Linked DNA regions of Homo sapiens: all the other regions are linked to region 1. Evidence: chromatin contacts called from ENCODE Hi-C or POLR2A ChIA-PET data. All regions are on one chromosome and are shown on one strand. The core of a region is the stretch at or near the end of the contact, and the rest is flanking DNA. Distances in the headings are between cores, read along the strand shown.

Region 1 (4,500 bases), core at 542-3,041:
ACTAATAATACAAAAAATTAGCTGGGCATGGTGGTGGGCGCCCAGTAGCTATTACAGTAGCTAGCTGTAATCCTAGCTACTTGGGAGGCTGAGGCAGGAGAATCGCTTGAACCCAGGAGATGGAGGTTGCAGTGAGCCGAGATCCCACCACTGCACACCAGCCCAGGTGACAATGCAAGACTCTGTCTCAAAAAAATAAAATAAAATAAAATAAATACACACACATAAAATATATTACATATATATTATACATACATACATACATACATATGTATTAGCTGGGTGTGGTGGCGCATGCCTGTAGTCCTAGCTACTCAAGAGGCTGAGGCAGGAGGACTGCTTGAGCCTAGAAGGTCAAGGTTACAATGAGCTATGATTGCATCATTACACTTCAGTCTGGGTGACAGAGCAAGACAATATCTCCAAAAAAAAAAAAATACTTCTTCAATTTAAATAGCTTTAGTTTTGTGGGAAAAACCAAGAACCACAGTGTGCCTGTCTCTATTTCTTGCTCTTGTTCCCTTTTATTCCCTCCTGAATTTCTCACCACACCAGGCCTTTTTGTTCTGGGACTCTTCCTCCTCTACCCTCCCCACTCCCTCCCCTGCCTCCCCCAAGCTCACAGCATTTCACACAGTTCCAGAAAAGTGCTTCTCTCCCTGACTGCCACCTGGCCCTGCTGTCTTCCCACAGGGCTGTGGGCTCCGGCAGCAGAGACCTTTTCCTACTCCCTGTGCCCCTGCATCTAAACAGACCCAGCATAGGAGAGGGGCCTGGTGAAGATGGCTGGTAGGAAGGCACTAGACTCGGGCTTTGAGAGCCAGAAGGCCTCAGGGAGTGAAGAATATGGGACTGGCAGGATCTAGGGGCTGAAATGAGTGGCCATAAAAGAAGCCCCCTCAAGACCCAAGACTCCTTGGTAGTAAGGGCTGGGCATCTCTCTGTGTCCCACCTCACACCCTGGGGCGGGTGAGGAGAGGAAGTGGAGGGGTTGCAGGGTTGGGGGAACAAGCGACAAGCCCGCCCTCCTGAGGAGCCCCAGGGCTGGTACAAACGGCAGGAAGAGGCTGAGCTGGGCCCCTGGAGCCACAGAGGCAGGAGGGAGTGAAGAGGCCCTGTGGCTGCCATGGGGGACAGTCCAGCAGCCTCCTCCTGCTCCCCTCAAGACTGGCCGGAGGTGTCTCAGCCCCCGTAGCCAACCACAGAGAGAGCACAGGGCGGAAGTGGCTGGCGCCTCAGCCATAGCTGCCGGAGATGGGCTCAACGGCCACACGGTCCCCACATTCGGGGAGCCTCACCGCAGCCCCGTGGGCACAGAGACCCAGGTGGAGCTCCAAGGGACACATGAGGCACAGGGAGTCTAGGGCAGCAGCTTCAAAACCACACACTGGTCTTTCTGCTGGCTTTTTTGGTCACCATCCCCTGCTTAAAACCCCAGGGTCACCCCACACTTTCAGCACAGACAGGCTGCATTCCACCCACCTGCAGGCTCCTCTGCCCGGCATTCATCTGTGCCACCTGCCCCGGCCATTTGGCTCCGACTGCAATGACACGTTTGTCTGGGAGATTCTTCAAGGGCACATAAAACATATCTGCCTTTGCTCACTGTGATGTCTCCGACGCAAAGCAGAGAGCCCGCCAGCGTAGCCACTCAGAGCTGAGTGGTGGTGGAATGAGTGAAAAGGCTGCAGCTGGAAGGGCTGGGAGGCGGGGGGCAGAGTGGGGGCAGCCAAGGGTTTTGGGGATCACACAGGCTTGGGAAGAAAAGTCAGCTCAGACCCACTGGCTATGTGACCTGGCCCTGCAGGTCCAACTGTCAATGGGTCTAACCCCGCCCACCTCAATGATCTGTGAGAGCTGAGCGGGGGAGACACTGTTCAGAAAAGACTGGGTCCCTGAAACTGTTGTTGTCGTTTAATCCAGCCATTTTTTTTAAGTTTGTTTAAGAGACAGGGGTCTCCCTATATTTCCCAGGCTAGTCTTGAACTCCTGAGCTCAAGCAATCCTCCCACCCTGGCCTCCCAAAGTGCTGGGATTACAGGCGTGAGCCACCGTGAGCTTGGCCCCAGCTCTTTCATTTATGGACAGGACATTTCAGGAGAGGGATCCATCCAGTCTCATCTTGGTGTTTAATATTTAAATGCACCAAAAATGGGGTGCCAATTGGTGCCAACTTTTTGGAAAGAGACTTTGATGTAATCTGCCTAAAAGTAAAATGCTCATGTTCAGCAACTCAGCCCTTCAGCTTCTAGGAATTTTGTTCTGCAGGGAAAAAAAAATGCTGTATTTGTATTATTAATATTGTTACTGGGTGGCAGGGGGAGGAAAGTATTCAGTGTTTTCAGAACCACCCACCAGGAGGCGCTTTTGCATCAGGGGCCCAATCAGGTTAGCCCAGAGCACCTGGATTTAAGTAGCAAAAACAAATGACAATCTCTAGCCCAATGTCTCAAGAACATTCCAGTCTTTTACTTCATCTCACCCTCGAAACTTCCTTTTTTTTTTTTTAGACAGAGTCTCACTCTGTCACCACGGCTGGAGTGCAGTGGTGCAATCACAGCTCACTGCAGCGTCGACCTCCCAGACTCAAGCAATCCTCCCACCTCAGCTTCCTAGGTAGCTGGGACTAGGTGCACATCACCATGCCTAGCTAATTTTTGTATTATTATTTTTTTTTTTGTAGAGATAGGGATCTTGCCATTTTGCCTAGGCTGGTCTTGAACTCCTGGGCTCAAGCAATCCTCCTGCCTCGGGCCTCCCAGTTCTGGGATTACAGGAGTGAGCCACTGCGCCTGGCCATGACCAAAACTTTTATTAGAGACAGTATCTACTTGCTTGGTGCCCTCTCTGCCCTTCCTCCTAAAGAATCCCCCTTCAAAAGGAAAAAAAGGCCATTCAAATTTGAGAGAGACTCAGGGGTCCAGAGTAAACTAAGTTAAATGAAATCAAACCTGGACCGTGGGCTTCAAGTGTGTTATTAACCCCCTCCCTCCTGTCCTGCTGCATCCTTGGCTCTGCCCTTTCACTTACGTCCACGTCTCTAAACCCAGCCGTTCTTCCTTCTCCCTTGGGTCTCTGTGTCTTCTGTCTGCCTCAGGTGTCCTTCCACACGCTACCCACCCGCCTAGGGAATACTCCTTCTGAGTTCCTGGGCAAACCACCCAGTTCTCCTCCTGAACCCTCCCCCAAAAGGCTCCCTGCACGTTCCATCTCATGAGGGCCAGGCTGTGCCCAGGTGAGGACACTCATCACCTCCACTTTTCCCATCACACTGGTGTGTGGAGCGCCCACCCCACCTGGGATGTAGAGGGATGCTCCTTGCCCAGCAGTGCTTCTCCCTGGGCCTCAGTTTCCCAGTCTAGGGTACCCCCACACCTCTCTCAGCTTGGGCGTGCTGTACTTTACCCCATGTCAGCAGTTCTCATTAAGCTAGTCTTTAAAGGAGGAAAAAATAATTTTAAAAAATCTTCCTTTGTTCTGGCCTCCGGTCTATTTACAATGACAGTTCATGAGGAACTGGGTTCTGAGCGAAAACAAACAAAATGCCTCCATTTTAGAAGGGGTAAGGTCTGGAGGGGAAAGAGGGAGATAGGAAAGAACCTGTGGTGGCCTATCCTCTCCCCGTGACAGGAAGGCCTTTGAACAACACAATTCTGATTGTGCTGTTGCTACCTCATTTCAAATCCTTCCCCCTGCCCCACCCTCCAGAAGCAGCACCTGGCATGGTAGGCAAAGCCCCATCAGCTCTGGCCTGCACGACTGGCGCTCCAGCTTTGGCTGTCCTCCCGCAGCCCTGGGATCCCTAAGCCTAGAATACGCCACGCCCATTCCCCCACCTTCCCCACCAGCCGAATTCCCCTTCCGCTGGGGAGACTCAGGTTGGGGGTCAATCTTCAAGAAGCCTCCCTGTCCAACCCACTGAGGCAGGTGGCCTCAGGGTCAGGGCTCCAGGTTTCCCCCACGCCCACCCCACTAACACACACACACACACACACACACACACACACACACAGCCACCTGGGAATTCCAGGGAGCACAGCTGCGAGGGCAGCAAGGACCACAACAATGCTGACCACAATAGTGGCTCCAGGAAGGCCTGTTCTTGTTCCGGGCGGGAGGCCTAAGGCAGTGATGCTCCCTGGCAGCCTCTGGAAGCCCAGGGGAAGCCAGTTTCTATGTGGGATTCCCTGACTCTGGCCCATGGGCTTAGGAACACATTGTGTCCCTCCACTCCCAGGGCACTGAGTCCCAGCTGTGGGGTCATCTGAGTCCCACAGCACACCTGCTCATTTGTTCATTCATTAGTTTATTCATTCATTCAACAAATATTTATTCAGTGCCAGGCTTTGGGCCAAGAAGAGAAAGCCACTAAAAAGAGCAACAGATAAATACACGGTTGCACGTGATGTCAAGTGTCATAAGGCATGATGGGGTGTGAGAGGATGCAGAGCCAGGTGGCCAGGGAAGGCCTCCTAGAGATGATGCTTGAGCTGAGATGTG
Region 2 (4,500 bases), core at 930-3,429, 340 kb before region 1:
AAGTAGCCATCTCTAAGGAAACCCAGCAAGTAAGGGCCAAAGCAAGAATTCAAAAATAGGTCAATCCAGATCCACAACCCAGTCTCTGGGCCTCCATGCTAAGTTTACCTCACCCATGTGGTGCAAAACTAGTAATTCTGTCTTATTACATCCTGGATTAAAAGTTGTAGGAAAACAATTGGGTGGAAAACCAAAATGGAAGAAATTCTACCTGCAAACTTAATATTTTTTTATCAATCAGGGAAGGACAGTACAGTCAAGCTTTGGTTTTAAAGAAGAACAATTGCTAAGCATCAGAGTCTCCTTCTCTCAGGTTCCACACCTCTGTTCTGAGGCCATTTTCACCATCCCCAAAGGTTCAGGCTGTGCCAGTGTAGTGGTTTTACAGTTGAACTTGTCGTTTTCAGGCCATTGAAGAATGGCCTGAAATGAAATGTTAATGACATCTGATGTGTCAGGGACAGAGATGGGGACATGTAATATAAACATGTGTTTGACTTTTGCAGGCCTAAAAGTGGAAGGAAGTCGGGATCCTCCTCCTCTTCCTCAGGAACCCCTGCATCTCAGCTTTATCCACAGTCTCGGGGGCTGGTTCCAAAGTAAAGCCAGCTTCTCCTCTCCCAGGGCGGAAACAGCATTTGCCTTCTGAGAGAAGAGACTAGCAAAAAGCTGCAGAGAGGATTCGGCCCAAACTCAGAACTGTTCCCCTGAGGAGAAGCGGTGGCCTCTTTGCAGATCAACCAACTTAATCTGGTTGAACGTGCTGTTCCTAATCTGGCACTCAGCCCCTCTGGGAAACATCTTTTAATTAGCATCTCAGAAATGCATGGGTAAGGTAAAGTGCGATAGTTCAAGTGGAAAGCAAGAGAATGACCAGTGACCTTGCTTCCTTCCCCCTTGCCTTCTTCTCCCCCTTCCCCTGTGCTCCCTTTCTCTCCTCTCTCCTTTTCTAGCCTGTTCTTTACATGGGGCTCCCTTCTTGTTGAACAATAGGGCAGAATCAGGAGTCACCTTAGCAGGACCACATCTTTGGAGCCTCGGGATAAAATGACAGTGAGGTTGAAAAGTGAAAACCCTAGAACTTGAATAGGTGCCTGTTCTTGTAGGGAGAAATGAGAAATCGCATTTGGATCCAGGCCCCAGGTGGGCACCATCAGCAGTCTTGCTTCCATGCACCTCAGTAAGAAGTGGATCTGCCTTTGGGACCTGCTCAGTGAGGAAATCTCTTCCAATTTCTGCTTCTGAATGATTCAATGTTGGGAGCAATAGAAATAACATTCCCTTTGCCTTCTCTGAGTGTTTAGGGAAATAGCTTCTTTAAAACCTCAAAACCATGACCATCCTGTCAAAGACCTAAGTCTGTAAGCTGGTGCCATGTCCATACACCATGTCACTTTACTCTTCATTTGTCACCATCTTTTCCCATGCACGCATACTCTGAACATCCTTGTGTGGGCCCATCCTCTGCATCCAGAGCATGCTCTGCAGTGGGCCTGTTTTGTGGAAGAAAGGAGGCTGTCTCTGCCTTCTCTGATGGGACTGGAGTTGAGGGAAGGAGCTGTATTGTGGCACTTCTGAATTCCCCGTTTTGTTCCATATTGGTATAGAGAGCAGAAGAGTAGCTAGGCAGATGCAGAGATGGAGACATGAGACTCAGTGCAGTGGGCAGGGAAGACATAACAGATGGAAGCAAAGGAATCCTGCCTGCCTTCAGCAGAGAATTCACCGAATCCTAGAACTGTGGCTCCCTCCAGGCAGAGCCTAAGATGCTGGTGAAGAATAGCTGTGTGATTGAATAGGCTCAAAGGAGAGTTCAGAATTCCCATTTACATATTACTAGTTTGGTTTGTAAGTTTTAGTTCCTTGTATTATTGAGATTCAGAGCTTCATTTTATGTTGGTCATTAGGTGAATATTACTCATTTTCCCTCAAGAGAAGCTCATAAGTGTGTGTGGGTGTGAGAGCACGATGGTGCCTGTGTTCTGTGAATGTGTCCATATGTGTCTGTAAGAGAGACAGAGACCAAGAACTTGCCCAATTTTAGAAATACACTAATGTGCAGTTGTTGCCTTTTGTCTGTATTGAAGGCCCATTGAATGACTAATCCAGGCTGGAAGCATTCCCATGTGGGTGTCTGAGTCCATGAGCCAAGCCTGAGGGGACAGTGAGTCTCCAGGTCTGCCACACTGGTGCACCTTGCTGGCACGGTGCCTCAGGAAGGTGGCGACTCAGGTGGGCCTTGAGTTATATTTTAACTCAGCTGCTCAGTTCCCAGGGCACATTTCTGGATCAGAACCCATGGGAAACAGGAGGTACTAAGTGCAATGTCTTAGCATTCTGCAAAATGGAGATCTGTTGTCCAGCGGCTTATCTCCTTTTTAGTAACCCTTCTTTCTGAACCCAGGGCCCTTTTCAGCCTTCCCTCATATTTTCTTGAGATCAAACTTTACTTCTTTCTTATTTACTAAGAATTTGCCTGTTTGAATAAGAACAAAACGCTAAGGTGGGTAGCCTAAGCTGATTTTCTGCTGGTTACACGTGTCTCTCACACCACATTTCCTCAAAGCTAATCTGAATTCTGTAGGCTAAAAATATTCATGTAGCAAATCTGAGAATTGAAAACTGCAGATAACCGGCCGGGTATGGTGACTCATGCCTGTAATCCTAGCACTTTGGGAGGCCGAGGTGGGTGGACCACCTGAGGTTAGGACTTCAAGACCAGCCTGGCCAACATGGTGAAACCCCATCTGTACTAAAAATACAAAAATTTGCCTGGTGTGGTGGTGCATGCCTCTAGTCCTAGCTACTCGGGAGGCTGAGGCACGAGAATCACTTGAACCTGGGAGGCGGAGGTTGCAGTGAGTCGAGATAACACTACTGCATTCCAGCCTGGGTGACAGAGTGAGACTCCCCCTCAAAAAAAAAAAAAAAAAAAAAAAAAACAGAAAGAAAGAAAAAGAAAACTGCAGATAACCCTATACATTAATACTGGTATCTCGAGGTGACTCTTCTGACCAAGGGTGGTTAAGTGACACATAGAACTTTTCTAAGAGAAGACAGACAAGTTGACAGGCATGCCTTGTACTCAGCTGTGTTCATGTGGTGGTCTGTGGAAAGAAAAGAAGACTCATTTGGAAATGAAGCTGTCCCTTTCCAAGCAGTCTCTGGTGCTTTTCTTCTCTCAAAATGGATCCGATAAATATTTGAATAGAGCAGATTGTAGAATGTCGTGCTGTCACCAGAAAGCTGCTGTTTTGGGTTCTGCATTGAGCCAAATATGTAGAGGACCTACCAAGCCCACTGAGGGACTAGGTTTTCATGTCTCTAGTCATACCTAGAATGTTCTGAGCCGTCTGAGGGCCTTCATGCCGGCAGCAGCTAGCAAAGCCAGAAAGCAAGTCTAACAGGATCTAAGATGACCATCAGGAGAAGGAGTTTGAGACTGTGTATGCAACCCCCAATAGACCCCCTTTTACTCTGATCTGGAGAATGTATCTGGCTTCATATTTTCAAGTCACATGTCTCTCAGACCCCTGGATTCAGAACCCAAGGCCACAAATCATAGGCATGAAGCACTTTCTTAAGACTGACCTAACGCTGGATTATTTCCCGTCCAATGCCTGCATGCTGCTTGAATTGCTCCACCCACACCTCCATGACCAAGGGCGCCAGAGTGCTGCAACTGGGGCGTGGGCCGCTCTCTGCTTTTCCTGTCTGACTCTGACAAGTCCTCCCTCACTGAATGTAGAATCGTTGCCAAGTTTCTGAGAAGTGTCGATTCCCTGTTAACATGGATATCAGTTCTGCCTCACATTTCCCACTTGAGGTTGAGGCGTACTGGAGACAACACCTCAGACCATCTGAACCCCATCAGTGGACGAAAATGGGGCTGTTAATATACTCTAAAAGCCATACTAAAAATGCTCTGAGGGAACTGGCTAAGAATAGTGGGCCTGGTGATTGTCTATCACGCAAGGCTTTGTTTTGTACTGTTCAGAAATCTGTCACCTTTCTGCCTGCCCTTGTTTCCTGAATGAAATGCTTCTGGGGTTATTTATGAAAGGAGTGATCCTGGGGCAGGCAGGAGGCAGTGGGCTTCATGGCTCCTTGAAGTTATTACTGATCTTGACCTTCTCTTTGGCTACCTTTAGACAAAGAATACGCCAATCAATACTTGGGGCTCTAAGTTTTACAATTGATATTTATTTGTATCATCTCTTTGTCTAGGAATGTAAAAGTGATTCTAAACTAAGATGTGTAATAAAAATCAATCAGATTTATTGTACCTACAAAAAGGTGTCCTCATAAATGACTAAGGCTTTTGAAAATGACATGCCTGTGGCTGACACACTGCCATTTTCAATAAACATTTTAACTGGGTGGGAGTGGGAAAATGAAGATTGAGTTGGGATGCTGGCATTATTTAATATAGCAACAAGGGGCAGGGTGCAGTGGCTCATGCCTGTAATCCCAGCACTTTGGGAGGCTGAGCCGGGTGGA
Region 3 (4,500 bases), core at 748-3,247, 300 kb after region 1:
CCTACCCCCGTTTCCACAGAGTTCACAGCAACACTGCAGGTCAGGGCAATGGCCCAGAGATGGAATGGGACCAGGCAGGGGCCACACAACAAATCAATGGCAGGGCCGGGTCCAGGTCTCAGCCCCATCCTGGCTCCGCCATTCAGACCCCAGCCCTGTCTCCGGCCTCCTGAGCCCCTGGCTTGAGGCTGGGTTGGGGAGGCTTGGGCGTGGGATCCCTCTTCCACGGTGGGCTTGTCCTGGTCTGGGTGGGGCTAAAGTGCTGAGCTGCAGGGTCCAGGGGACACCAAGCCCCCTTTCCACCCTCTGGTTTTCTTGTCAGTCTTAGGGAAAGAGCTTAGGATCTGGGGCCAGCAAGCCTGGGTTCGAGTCCTGGTTGTGTGACCTCAGGTCAGAGACAGCTCCTTGCTAGCCTCATCTGCAAAACTGGGGTGACAGTACTGCCTGTCTCATGCCCGTTATGCCTGGGCATGCCGCCTGGCACACAGCAGCTGCTGGGGAAGGGCCGTGAGGTGGTTTCCCTTCCTCCCAGTGCCATGGGCAGCATGGGGTGGGTCAGGCTGCAGGCTCCAGCTACCCCTTTGAGGTGCTGTGGGAGCCCTATGAGGCCCTTCCCTCCCTGAACCTCTGTCTCCCTAGATGGGGTACCAGCAGGTGGGGGCCTCTGTGCTCAACCGTGAACCAACGTGGGCATGGGATGGGGGTGGGAGACAAGGTGGGAGGCCCAGAGCAGGAGGTGAGGGGCTGAGGGCTCAGCTGGGACAGGGAGGCAGCCACAGGGTCTTTGGAGTGCCCCCAGTGAGGCAGGAAAATAGGGTCTGAAGGCAGGGAACATAAGGCCAATTCCCACTTCAGCTAGGACAGGAAATATCCTCTCCGTGGGGTGTAGGCCAAGTAAATAACTTTGTAATTTTACTTCATCCTCTCTATTTACATAGGGTGTACCCCAAGTAACCAGTGGAATCCTCTGGAGGGTATTTAAACTCCCAAAAATTCTATAACGGGGCACTTGAGCCGCTACGCTCGGGCCTGCTCCCTCACTGTGGAGTGTACTTTGATTTTCAGTAAATCCCTTCACTCCTTCCTTGCTTTGTTTGTGTATTTTGTCCAATTCTTTGTTCAAGATTCCAAGAACCAGGACGCTCTCCACCATTAACGCCATCTCCCTGTCCTGTTCCACTTCCTGCCTCTCTTTCCCCCATCTCTGTGTCTCTAGCTGTGACTCTGTCTTCCTGTTTCTCCATCCATTCTCTTTCTGCTTCAGTCTCATTGCCTCCTGTCTTTGGCCTTGTGTTTTCTCCGTCTCCACTTCTCTGCTCTCTCAGGCACTGCTTCTCATCCTGATTCTCTCTCCTCTCAGGCATCCCAGAGTTCTAGTGTTATCGGCGCCCTGGGTCCTTGTAATCTGCCAGGATAGAAATCAAGAGCGATCACCAGACATAGCAGCAAAGAGAAAGAGCTTTATTTAGCTTGTGCACGAGGGAAGTCAGCAACATGAAAGGAAGAGGGCAGGCTGCTCCCCAGGGGAGTGTGTGGGTTAGATTTCTAGGGCCTTTCTATGGAGAGGGGTTTCAGGGTTCCTCCAGGGGAGTGTGTGGGTTAGATTTCCAGGGCCTTTCTATAGGGAAGGGTTTCCCCAGGGGAGCGTGGGGGTCAGATTTCCAGGGACTTTCTGTAGGGAAGGATTTTGCCAGGGCATGTATAGGAGGAGGGGTTTCTCTAGCACTTGCACAGTGGCTCAACACACTTTTTCAAACATTGCATGTAACATCAGCATTTTAAATCTCCGTGCTTGGGCACGATTTGCAGCATTAAAATGAGGAAGAGGGTAAGTTGAAGTTTAAGTCTAACTGCACATGCGGGGCCCCAGGGAAGTCCCTAGCCCCCTAGAGCAGGAACTCGTGGTGAATAGTTTCCTGGGTCTTTGGCTGCTGATTGGCTGGAAGTCAGGTGAGCTACAGTCTGATAAGGGGTTTTTGTACTTTTTCTCTAAACCACATCAAAACCAGGAAACCAGTCAGCCTGCCTGTCTCACGAGCCCCTATTTCCTGTTGTAGATGGTGACCAGCTTGTCCTGGTTTGCTTGGAACTGTCCTGGTTTTCAAATGTAAGGTTCCACATCCTGGGCACCCCCCAGTCCTGGGCAAACCAGAATGGCTGGCCAGACTGTTGCTGTGACTGGAGTGGGGCATACCCTGCCTGCTTTTTTCTGGGCCTTACCTGCTAAGTGGTGTCCAAGGAGAGGCCCTGGGGGTCTGGGTGTGGGATGGGCTGGTGACTCGTCCCTCTGTGCCCTTCCCACCCACTCTTGCCCTCAGTGCTGGTGCCCACCTGGCATCCCGGACACCATCCAGGGCACCCTGGCTGGATGGCCTGTCTTCATGGGCCATGGTGCAGGGCTCAGGCTAGAGATGAGTGGGGGATGGGGGCCCGAAGCCCCTGCTGTGCCTGATGTGCCTTCGGTATGTCCCGTCCCCAGGTGGCTCTGCACTTGATGTCAAGGAACACAGCCATTGCACCACAGCTTGGTCCTCTGACAGTGGCCCAGCCACGGCTCCGAGGATATGCGCCCTCCCTGGGCATTTCCAGGCCTTCCTGTTGGCTGTGTTCTTTGTCCTGATCAACGTCCCCCCGCAGATCCCTCCCTGCACGCAGGAGTTGGTGGTGAGGGACTGGCCCTGCGCTTCGGCTCCTAGATTCTCCATGCAGCAATCACAGCCCAACCACCAACTCCTCACTCATCAGGAGCTCACACTTGCTGCAACCTCAGGCTTCTAGACTTCGGCTGGGGCCATGGATCGTGGCCTCTGAGCTCCACAGGTCCTCATGCATGATGTAGGTGAGATGTGTTTTAAGTCCTCTCTTGGTGCCAATTTACTCAATATGTTCACAAGTTCTAACCACCTTGGATACGGGTTTTTCAAAGCTCAGAGCATATTAGGCCGGTGATGTAATATAACTGTTAAGGGCATGGACCCAGATGGCCTGAATCTGAATTCAAATTCTGTCCTGTATTAGACCCTTTTTTCTAAGCCTCAGTTTTCTCATCTATAAAATGGGTTCAATGATATTACCTACCCCATGAGATGTTGTGAGTATTCAATGAGATCATCACAGTGCCTGGCATGGAAAAATAGCAACTTTTTATTGAGTAGTTGTTTTATGCAAGGCAAGACTACATTTAACCCCCACACCCATGGGATTCAGAGAGGTCGGGTAATTGGTCTAAGGTCACACAGTTAGGAGGAAGCTACATCCCTAACCAGCAGGCTATCCTGCCTCTGCAGTAGTAATGACTAACATTTACGGAGCACTTGTTATGTACCAAGCACTATTCAAAAGGCTTGATATGTTCTAAAGATTTTACTTTTAATCCTCACAATTCTGAGAGGTAGGTACTAATATTATTCCAATCAGTTAGATAAGGAAACCGAGGCACGGGGAGGTAAAGTCTCTTGTCAAAGGGTCACATAGCTGGTTAGTGGTGAAACTGGGATTTGAACCCAGGAAGAAGCCTAGCTGCAGAGACAGTTTTTCTTTTTTCGTTTTTTTTAGGTGATGTTTTTAACCACACTGTTTTTTCTTTTAAAACAGCCTGTGTCTTTATCTTGATCCTCTGAGGGTACCTAATGCCCAAGAATTATGAGCTGTTATTATCATTATTATAGACAAGAAGCTGGAAGAAGGTGCAGGAGGCTTTGAGGGTAGGGGCATGCTGACAGCAGAGCATGGAAAACTAAGAGCAGAGCTCAGGTGCGTAGGCTGGACATGGTCCCACGGCTCAGCAGGTGAAGGGGTTAACAGCTCTTCTTCATGGCTGAAGGAGCTACGTCCTTTCTGGAAAGACTTCCATCAAGTTAGGGAGAACAAACAGAGCTGTGACACCATCAGAGTGGGCCCCTGAGGACAAGAAATTGACATGGGGGATGTAGCCATGAAGTGGTGACTGCCAACGTGCCTCTGATGTTTGCTGAGAACTTTGTGCCTCTTTCCATAGCCTCATGGCTGCAGTCCCATTTGAGCCTCAGAATGGTCCCTGTCAGGCAAAATGACTGCTCTGCTTTATAGATTAGAAAACTGAGGCTCAGATGGGAGCTGTGACTTGCTCAATGGCACACTGGCTCCTGTGCTGAGCTCCAACCCCAGGCTGGAATGCTCACACACCCAAAGGTGGGCACTGTGTGTCAGGCCTCTGAGCCCAAGCTAAGCCATCATATCCCCTGTGACTTGCACGTATACATCCAGATGGCCTGAAGTAACTGAGGAATCACAAAAGAAGTGAAAATGGCCTGTTCCTGCCTTAACTGATGACATTACCTTGTGAAATTCCTTCTCCTGGCTCATCCTGGCTCAAAAGCTCCCCCACTGAGTACCTTGTGACCTCACCCCTGCCAGCCAGAGAACAACCCCCTTTGACTGTAATTTTCCACTACCTACCCAAATCTTATAAACAGCTCCATCCCTATCTCCCTTCGCTGACTCTCTTTTCAGACTCAGCCC

What was found. A loop is a pair of places that touch in the nucleus more often than their neighbours do. ChIA-PET counts read pairs that join two places held with the same protein, here RNA polymerase II (POLR2A). Pooled maps may share reads with other maps.
Region 2: a loop to region 1 is called in a map with no recorded cell type, with 8 times the contacts of the local background. The contact joins the enhancer-like site here to the promoter of C20orf203 in region 1. A Hi-C loop is called at or near these places in 2 of 37 single-sample maps with no recorded cell type and 2 of 50 pooled maps. POLR2A ChIA-PET finds 5 or more read pairs at or near these places in 2 of 52 experiments (endothelial cell of umbilical vein and naive thymus-derived CD4-positive, alpha-beta T cell).
Region 3: a pooled map shows a loop between it and region 1 (13-fold over the local background). The contact joins the enhancer-like site here to the promoter of C20orf203 in region 1. A Hi-C loop is called at or near these places in 3 of 37 single-sample maps with no recorded cell type and 4 of 50 pooled maps. POLR2A ChIA-PET finds 5 or more read pairs at or near these places in 1 of 52 experiments (GM12878).

What each region holds. Positions count from the first base shown.
Region 1 is chr20:32,672,150-32,676,649 of GRCh38, forward strand. It overlaps C20orf203 (chromosome 20 open reading frame 203), which reads right to left and starts at 1,792. Exons shown (of 6, transcript NM_182584.4): 1 at 1,483-1,792. RefSeq lists enhancers at 40-539, 2,490-2,559, 3,411-4,113.
Region 2 is chr20:32,330,717-32,335,216 of GRCh38, forward strand. It overlaps KIF3B (kinesin family member 3B), which reads left to right. Exons shown (of 9, transcript NM_004798.4): 9 at 507-4,295. The coding sequence ends at 603. Among named protein-coding and RNA genes, the nearest start is that of ASXL1, 25 kb to the right of the region's middle. RefSeq lists an enhancer at 3,561-3,620. Within about 2 kb of position 2,180, at least 5 of the 41 ENCODE cell types and tissues checked have a DNase peak (open chromatin) inside an H3K27ac peak, as active enhancers do; they include endothelial cell of umbilical vein, where a contact is called at or near this core.
Region 3 is chr20:32,970,459-32,974,958 of GRCh38, forward strand. No RefSeq gene overlaps it. Among named protein-coding and RNA genes, the nearest start is that of SUN5, 32 kb to the right of the region's middle. RefSeq lists enhancers at 1-947, 1,591-2,098, 2,099-2,607, 2,133-2,262. Within about 2 kb of position 1,998, at least 10 of the 41 ENCODE cell types and tissues checked have a DNase peak (open chromatin) inside an H3K27ac peak, as active enhancers do; they include GM12878, where a contact is called at or near this core.